Regions from separate parts of the Homo sapiens genome. Here region 1 is linked to region 2. The links are chromatin contacts, found by Hi-C or POLR2A ChIA-PET in ENCODE. All regions are on one chromosome and are shown on one strand. Each heading gives the region's core, a stretch centred on a gene start or an enhancer-like site at or near the end of the contact. The rest is flanking DNA. Distances are from core to core; before and after follow the strand shown. Region 1 holds the start of NDUFA6 (NADH:ubiquinone oxidoreductase subunit A6). Region 2 holds the start of SHISA8 (shisa family member 8).

Evidence for each region. Hi-C counts contacts between places; a loop is a spot of excess contacts on that map. ChIA-PET counts read pairs that join two places held with the same protein, here RNA polymerase II (POLR2A). Pooled maps may share reads with other maps.
Region 1: a loop to region 2 is called in a pooled map, with 2.7 times the contacts of the local background. The contact joins the promoter of NDUFA6 here to the promoter of SHISA8 in region 2. A Hi-C loop is called at or near these places in 3 of 50 pooled maps. POLR2A ChIA-PET finds 5 or more read pairs at or near these places in 8 of 52 experiments (GM12878, HCT116, HEK293T and 4 more).

The regions. Positions count from the first base shown.
Region 1 is chr22:42,088,670-42,092,637 of GRCh38, forward strand. It overlaps NDUFA6 (NADH:ubiquinone oxidoreductase subunit A6), which reads right to left and starts at 2,103. Exons shown (of 3, transcript NM_002490.6): 1 at 1,937-2,103. The coding sequence starts at 2,075. NDUFA6-DT (NDUFA6 divergent transcript) reads left to right here and starts at 2,264. Exons shown (of 5, transcript NR_034118.2): 1 at 2,264-2,512; 2 at 2,628-2,931; 3 at 3,450-3,563.
Region 2 is chr22:41,913,602-41,917,357 of GRCh38, forward strand. It overlaps SHISA8 (shisa family member 8), which reads right to left and starts at 1,473. Exons shown (of 4, transcript NM_001207020.3): 1 at 537-1,473. The coding sequence starts at 1,066. LOC124905125 (a long non-coding RNA gene) reads right to left here. Exons shown (of 2, transcript XR_007068113.1): 2 at 2,910-3,435. RefSeq lists silencers at 672-781, 852-931, 1,072-1,151, 1,192-1,261, 1,332-1,411 and 1 more and an enhancer at 774-1,699.

The DNA of each region.
Region 1 (3,968 bases), core at 853-3,352, 180 kb after region 2:
AAGATCGCGCCATTGCCCTCCAGCCTGGGAGACAAGAGCGAGACTCTGTCTCAAAAAAAAAAAAAAAAAAAAAAGTGAGTTATCATTACTGTTTTTTTCATTAAATACTTAAAATTTTACTTTTGTTTTTTATTAATGCTCAGGCTGTTCTAAGTTCTCAACACTATTACTTATTCCCCTTCCTTGATTTGATTCCTCAGCTGGAGTCCTGATGATGGATACCATAAAACCCGTGTGGCACAGGTTTGAGTAACTGGCCAGCTACAGATCACTGATCTTCCCCATAGGGATGCATACTCCTTGACCCCTTCTTTTCTCTCCTCTTCCCTTGCTTTCTAGGCTCCTGTAGCCCTCTGCCTTCTTTTCCTCCTCTCAAGACCCTTCTGACTTTGGGACTTTCTTCCCAAAACAGAATTTGAGGGAAGGTCTTGGGAGGGGTCGGTTTAGAAAGAGCTGGATCCTCAGAGTCAGGATACCTGGGTTCTGTCTTCTACTTGGCCACTGATTTACCCTTCACAAGCCACCCTTTTTGAATGTGGTCCTCCTTCCCCCAGCACCTTCCTCCTGCAACCAGAGAGGGTTCTGGGTACTCCTAGAAGTATTCTGCCAGGCAAACATTATGTTTTCAAACTGCTGAATTTGAATGCACCACCCCGAAACACACACACACACACACACACACACACTGCTACAGTCACTCCCCACACACATCTTTTATCTGCCTGCCCCTGAAGGCATCTGAATTTGCAGTCCCTGAACCAGCAGATCACTCAAGTTTCTCCTTCTCTAGTATCGCGTGGGTTTAAGTTCTGGTCAGTAGCAATTTTTCCAAAAGTCAGCTTGAAGACAGGGACTCTGTGGAGCAGACACAGTTCTCATATGTCAAAGAACCGGGTTCTGCTTGGAAGCTGCTGCTAAGGAAAGCCCTATAAATAACAAAAATAACAACAAAAACAACGGCAGCAGCTAATATTTAATGAGTTAAATATGCATCAAGTCCTGTTCTAAGCACTCTAGATATTTTAACTTAATACAGTAACCTTCTGAAGAAGGAATTATTATTCCCATTTTAAAGATGAAGAAACTGAGGAATAGATGAAATAACTGGCCCAAGGTCACACAGCTAGTTGAGGGCAGCGCCTGAAGAAAAGTCCGTGCTCCTAACCACCACATTCTACCGCCTTTTCACACACACAAGCAGGGACTCGACAGCCCTGAGGAGTGGCACCGTGCTCCAGCTCACTCAAAAACACCTCTTTCTCGCACTTTGGGAGGCCGAGACGGGCGGATCACGAGGTCAGGAGATCGAGACCATTCTGGCTAACACGGTGAAATCCCGTCTCTACTAAAAATACAAAAAAAAATGGCCGGCGTGGTGGCGGGCGCCTGTAATCCCAGCTATTCGGGAGGCTGAGGCTGAGGCAGGAGAATGACGTGAATCCGGGAGGCGGAGCTTGCAGTGAGCCGAGATCGCACCACTGCACTCCAGCCTGAGCGACACAGCGAGACTCTGTCACAAACAAAAAAATCCAACGGGCATCTATAATTACACTCTGCAACTCTAGACTTTGGGTTCTGGGTACAACAGTGGCTCGGCCTGGGCCCTGGGCACATCACTTCACCTCTCGGTGCCTCCGCTGCCTCACCCACAAAGTGAGTGTGTCACTGACAGTCATCGTCCTCCCGCCAATTGCGAAGGACAAAAGAGACCAAAGCTCCGATAGCACGTACGAATGCTAGGCACGGCCGGTCTGACCACCGCGCCGCCGCCAGGTCCGGCCCATGGTAGGCTCGGGTGACCCTCTTCCCCTGAAGCACCCGCAGTCGCCTCTGCCCAAGTTGGTGACCTCAGCTGGGCCCATGAGAAACCCCGGCCGGGCCGGCTACGACCTTGAGCGGCGGCCTCCGGGTCCCCACGTAAGCCGCTACCTCTCACCAGTGTTCGGCACCTCCCGATACCAGGCGCGGTAGAGCTCGCGCACCCTCCGCTTGGCCTCGTTCATGTCCCGACTGAAAATGGGCTTCACGAAGGTGCTGGCGGTAGAAGTAGCTTGGCGGACGCCGCTCCCCGCCATCTTGCCAAAGCATCCACTCCACAACCCCACCCCTTTGCAAGCAGCGCGTGCGGACCGCGGGCGAATGTCTTTTCCCATTGGCTAAGGAGGAACGCCCCGCCTGTATGCTGGGTGGGCGGGAGGATGACTCTGAGGCTCTCGGATTGGCTGGGAAGCCTCTCTCTGGCTGAGCGAACGGTGGGTGCTGCGCATGCTCATCTACAGAAACGCCGCTTGGCCTTTGGACTACACCATCTGTCGCTCGCTCTAACGAGCCGGCGTTGCCGCCAGGGGACGCTCGGGCCGCAGGAGGTCGCTGGGTCGTGAGCTGGCGCCGGGGACGCCGAGCGACTGCGGGGTTTCCCTCAGCGTCCTGCTATCCGGCTGCCCGCCGCGCTCCTTGGTAGTGTCCGTGGGCGCGCAGGCCTTGAAGAACCTCCTCGTGGCGGGACCCCGAGGTAACTGCTGAGGCAGATAATGGCGCCTGGGCTGCGGTGGGGCTTGTCCTGCCGCCTGGCGGCTTTCTGCAGGGCCAGGATATACTTACTTTTCTGTAAACCAACTCTTCCTTAGCGCAGGAGAGGTGTCAAAGAGCTGGCGCGTCTCCAGAGCCCCGGGAGGAAGGCTGTAACGGCAGCCCCATCGTAGACAGGGACATTCGCATCCCGAGCCCTGGATCTCTGAAAACCAGCCCAGAATTTGGAAGCTGGAAGGAACTTTAGATCGTCCATTCTGAGTGTCTCTCTTCGCTGGCGTTTTCCCACTGAGGTTATGTAAACATGAAGAGGAGCCTACAAGTGTCAAGGAAAAAACGACAGCTAACCACAGGGCAGGCCATGGGCAAGATATCTCAGTGTTCTCCGCTCTCATAGGTCAGGTAGGTACCTCAGCATCCCCATTTTACAGGTGAGGAAACTGAGATGGCCCAGAGTCTAGGTCACCTGACAGATCGCCCCCACCTGCCTGACTGCTGCCTAAGAGGCTCCGTCTTTTTCTGAAGGTGTAGTTGACAGGAGCCTGTGAGTATTGGGGAAGGGCCAGGGGCCGGGGCTGAGCATCTACTCCAAACTTTCCCATTTCGAAGGGTTAAAAAACCAGATATACTTTTTTTCTTCCTTATTATCTTCTAAAATGTATATATATATTCAAGTGAGCTATACAAAAGAAAGCACGTAACATATATAAATTATAAAGCATAATAATAAAATGGAAGCTTTTGAACCTCAGTACTGACTTAAGAAGTTGTAACACAGTTAAGGTTTGTATAAAGTGTCCTTAGATGTCCTTAGTAGCCACTGTTCTCTAGTTCTCTAGGTACATTAACTTGGCTAGGCTTCACAACACACCAGTGAGATTGTGTTGATATACCCTTTTTTTTTTTTTTTTTTGAGACAGAGTGAGACTCACCTAGGCTGGACTGCAATGGTGCAATCTCGGCTCACTGCAACCTCCGCCTCTCATGTTCAAGCCATTCTCCTGCCTCAGCTTTCCGAATCGCTGGGATTACAGGTGCGCACCACCATGCATGGCTAATGCTTGTATTTTAGTAGAGACGGGGTTTTGCTATGTTGGCCAGGCTGGTCTCAAACTCCTGACTTCAGGTGATCCACCCACCTCAGCCTCCCAAAGTGCTGGGATTACAGGTGTGAGCCACTGCCCCCGGCTGATATACTCATTTTATAGATGAGAAAACTGAGGCACAAAGAGACTAAGTTACTTTACAGCATTGGGGTTGAAGCCCAGGCAGCTGGTGCCAGAGTCAGTTTTCTGACTCTCGCAGCACCTATACCATGATATCTACCTGTATGATTCTAACCTTGTGTATACCCCTGCCTCCTTCAGAAGTACCCACTATCATGATAAATTCATTGTGTTCAACATTCAAAAAAAAAATGGGGCGCAGTGGCTCACTCC
Region 2 (3,756 bases), core at 223-2,722:
CTGTGGCATGGGGTGAGTGGGGGGAGGCCTTTGAAACCCAAGGAGGGAAGGGCAGCCTTGAGTCACAGCTGTGGGGGCAGGGGAGAGGCAGGAGGTGGAAGAGGGGAGGGAGGAGTGGGGAGAAGCAGGAGATGGGCACCCAGAGAACCAAGCGCCCCTTCCTTTCCCGTGCCCAAGACGCCCGGTCACCTCCCTGGCCAGCGGCGCCCCTTACCCTGGACAGTGACCCGGTGCCCTCTGTGCAAGGCTACCTGTCCCCCTCCCAGCCCGCCCCCACCCCCCTGCCCTCCAGAGGAGACTCGAGCAGGGAAAGGCGGTGCGGCGCCCAGCACGGGCAGAAGGTCAAAGGGAGTCAGGGCGGTGTCAGGTGTCTCCCTGATGAAGTGTTGGGGGGGCGGCGGGGGGAGAAGGAGACAGGAAAACCCAGAGAAGGGGCCTGCTGGGAGAACCAGCGCTTCGAGAGCGGCGGGAAGGATCAGCGGGCAGGGAGAGCAGTCCGAGGAGCAGGCGGGGGTCCCTGGGCGGCGCGTGCTCACCTGGTCACTGTGCGCCGCGCGCGCGGGCTGTGCGCCCTCTCCAGTCCCAGGCGCGCCCCGATGCCGGCCAGCACCAGCAGCGCTGCGACGCCGCACACAGCGTAGACGGCCGTATGGCTGCGCTCGCGGCCGGGGTCCCGGGGCGCTGCGGTGTCGCGGGCGCGGGCGGGCGGCCGGCCTGTCTGGACCCAGGCCGGCGTGTCGTAGTTGGAACAGCGGCTCTGGTCGAGGCGCCGCGGCCCGTCGTGGCAGCAGAAGCGGTAGCCGCACGTGCCGCAGCAGAAGCTGTAGGCTCCGGAGCTGCAGTTGAAGGGCGGGTCCCACTGGCCCATCACGTCGTAGTAGCCGCGGCAGCGGTCGCCCCCCTCCGGGGCTGTCGTGCCGGGCGCCGCGGGACCCTGCGCCTCGGGGGCTCCCGCGCGGCCCGACGGCGGCCGCGCCAGCAGCAACGCGAGCCGAAGCGCGAGCGCGAGCCGGAGGCCGGGAGGACGGCGGCCGCCGAGCAGTCCCCGCGCCCCGGCCCGCGCCATCGGGCCCGCGCCTCCCGCTACTGCGCCCGGTGCATGGCCGGGCGCCGCGGCTCCCTCCGGCTCGGCTCCTCCGCTCCCGCAGGGATCGCGCTGGCTCCCGGCGCACGCCGCCTCGGCCGTCGGCCTCCTCTGGGGACCCCAGCCCCGAGTGGGCTGGGTCTGGAGCTCCGAGGCCGCACCTCCGGTGGGCGCGTCCTCCGCCCGGGCTCACCTCGGACCCGAGCTGCCCGGTCCGCGTCCTGAGATCTTCCCCGGGCCGGGCGGCGGGTCCTCGCCTGCGCGCGGCCCCCGGCTTCTCCCCGGCCCGGCAGGTGTGCGGGTCTTGGCCCTAGCGGAGGCCGCGCCGGGGCCGCGGGCCGCCCGACTGCGCTACCTTCCCGCCGCGCTCTCAGTACAGCCCGCGCTCTGGCTCCGGCTCCGGCTCCGGCTCCCGCTCGGGCTCGGCGCGGGCTCGGGCGGGCGGGGGAGGGAGAGAGGAGGGAGGGCGGAAGGGAGGCAGAGCCGGGGGAGGAGCGCGGCTGCCGCGAGGGGCGAGAGGAGGCAGCAGGCCCCGCGGAGCCGGGAGGCCCCACAGGGAACCCCCCTCCACAAAGACTGCCCCGAAACATTCATCGGAACTGGGCGCTCGAAGGGGATCAGTTCTAGGGCCCGCGACTAGAGCGTCCCTGTCTTACAGGTGCGGGGACCTGTACCTTACAGGCGCGGAGGTCAAAGCAGCCCGGAATTGCCCCGGGACGGGCAGGGCCACCCTCTCACCTCCTTCCCGTCCCCTCTGTCCGTTCTGATCATAACATAAGGAGGGCCCCTTCCCCTCTCGGCGCCTCGATTTTCCCACCTGTCAAATGGGAAGGACTTCCCCTGGCAGCGCCGCTTCAGAGGGCCAAGGATTTACCCCACGGCGCGAGCCCAGTTCCAGAACCCCTCGAACGCTGGGCTGGGGTCCAGGGATGTCCCCATCCCTGCGTCGATGGGCACGGCTTGGCTGACGCACTTCCGCGATCTGCTCCCTCCCCAGGTGTGAGGAGAGGGGGACTGGGCTCGCCCCTGCCCTGGAAAAGGAAAGCCTGGAAAAGGAAGACCTCCGCCCTGCGCCCACCCGCAGGTCCTTTCACAAACCGAGGGGTAGGGTGTGGGGGCCCTAAGGAGCCCGGACCCGGTCCCAGCACGGCCCAGTGGTGTTTTCGGGGTTGAGTTGAACTGGAGAAGGTCCTGGTGCTTGGCTTCTCCCTGCCTCAGTATCTCATCTTAACATCAAAGACTCTTCCTGGAGGGCAGACTCATAATCTGCCCCTTCCAGGAGATAGGGGTCGATATGGAACCTCCCTCTGTCCAGACGGAAACAGCAGGAGGGCAAGGACTGGGCGTGCAATTCACCCAGTGTGCAGCTCAGGCCTCTGTCGGCATTTGCTGAATGAATAAATGAATGAAAGGACTCCAGCGCCTAGTTTCTGTGAGATGAAACATTTGGGGCTCCCTAGGGTCCCTCCTGGTCCCCTTTCCATCCGTCCTTCTCTCAGCAACTGGGACCAGCTTATGAAAGTGGAGAAGGTGGGGGAGAAGAAGAGGAAGGATTTACATTTTAAGGAGGATCAAGTCTGTTGCCTGACATGAGGGGCTGACAGACTAATTTCAGGTATTAATGGGTTCAGACAGGAAGAGGAGGTGACCTCCCCACTCAGAGCTTCTCCTTGTGCCCTGGCCAAAGACAGCCTGCTCCCTCCACCTACACACACACATGTGCACACACATGTACACACACTTCCCATCCAGCCCCGAAAACCCACCCTCATTAAAGGACCCCTTATTACCAGTTTAGAAGAAAAAACACAGATGAACAAAGGAATTAAATGAAATTGCTTTAATCCCATGTCCAGAGACAACCACACTAAAATATGCCACATTTACATGCTGGATTGTAACTAGTTTGTGGTTTACTTTTTGCCATCCTTAAACTTTTCGTTTGGCTGGGGGCAGTGGCTCACGCCTGTAATCCCAACACTTTGGGAGGCTGAGGCAGGTGGATCACAAGGTCAGGAGTTGGAGACTAGGCTGACCAACATGGTGAAACCCCACCTCTACTAAAAATACAAAAATTAGCTGGGCATGGTGGCATATGCCTGTAATCCCAGCTACTCGGAAGGCTGAGGCCAGAGAATCGCTTGAACCTGGGAGGCAGAGTTTGCAGTGAGCTGAGATCACACCATTGCCCTCCAGCCTGGGAAACAGATTGAGACTCCGTCTTAAAAAAACAAACAAACAAACAAAAAAAAAAAAACAAAAAAAAACCTTCTCATTTGTGATTCTTCTCAGAGCTTCTGAGCTCTACTTTCTGGAGCGTCCTTTCCTGCTTCCTTTCCTTAGGGCCATTCCTAGAAATGGAATCCGTGGCACAACCCGTATCACTGGTATTGAAGTCCCCACCGCCCTCTGCCCACTGCCCTGGAGGCTGCAGGAGCTCTGAGGGGGGCCTCTTCTCCCACCTTTCCCACCCGTTGCCGGGCACTGGGTTGAAAGAGGCTTGTCTCTGCCCCCTTGGAACTGGGGCCTCTTCCAAGTTAGAGTGAGGGGTCAGAGCAAGTCTCCCAGTGCTCCCCCTTCCTGGACACCCTCCTGCCCCCACCGTCCTGGCACTGGGTGCTTTCCTCATGTTGACCCCATCAGGCCTTCACATACATATACATAGTGACAGC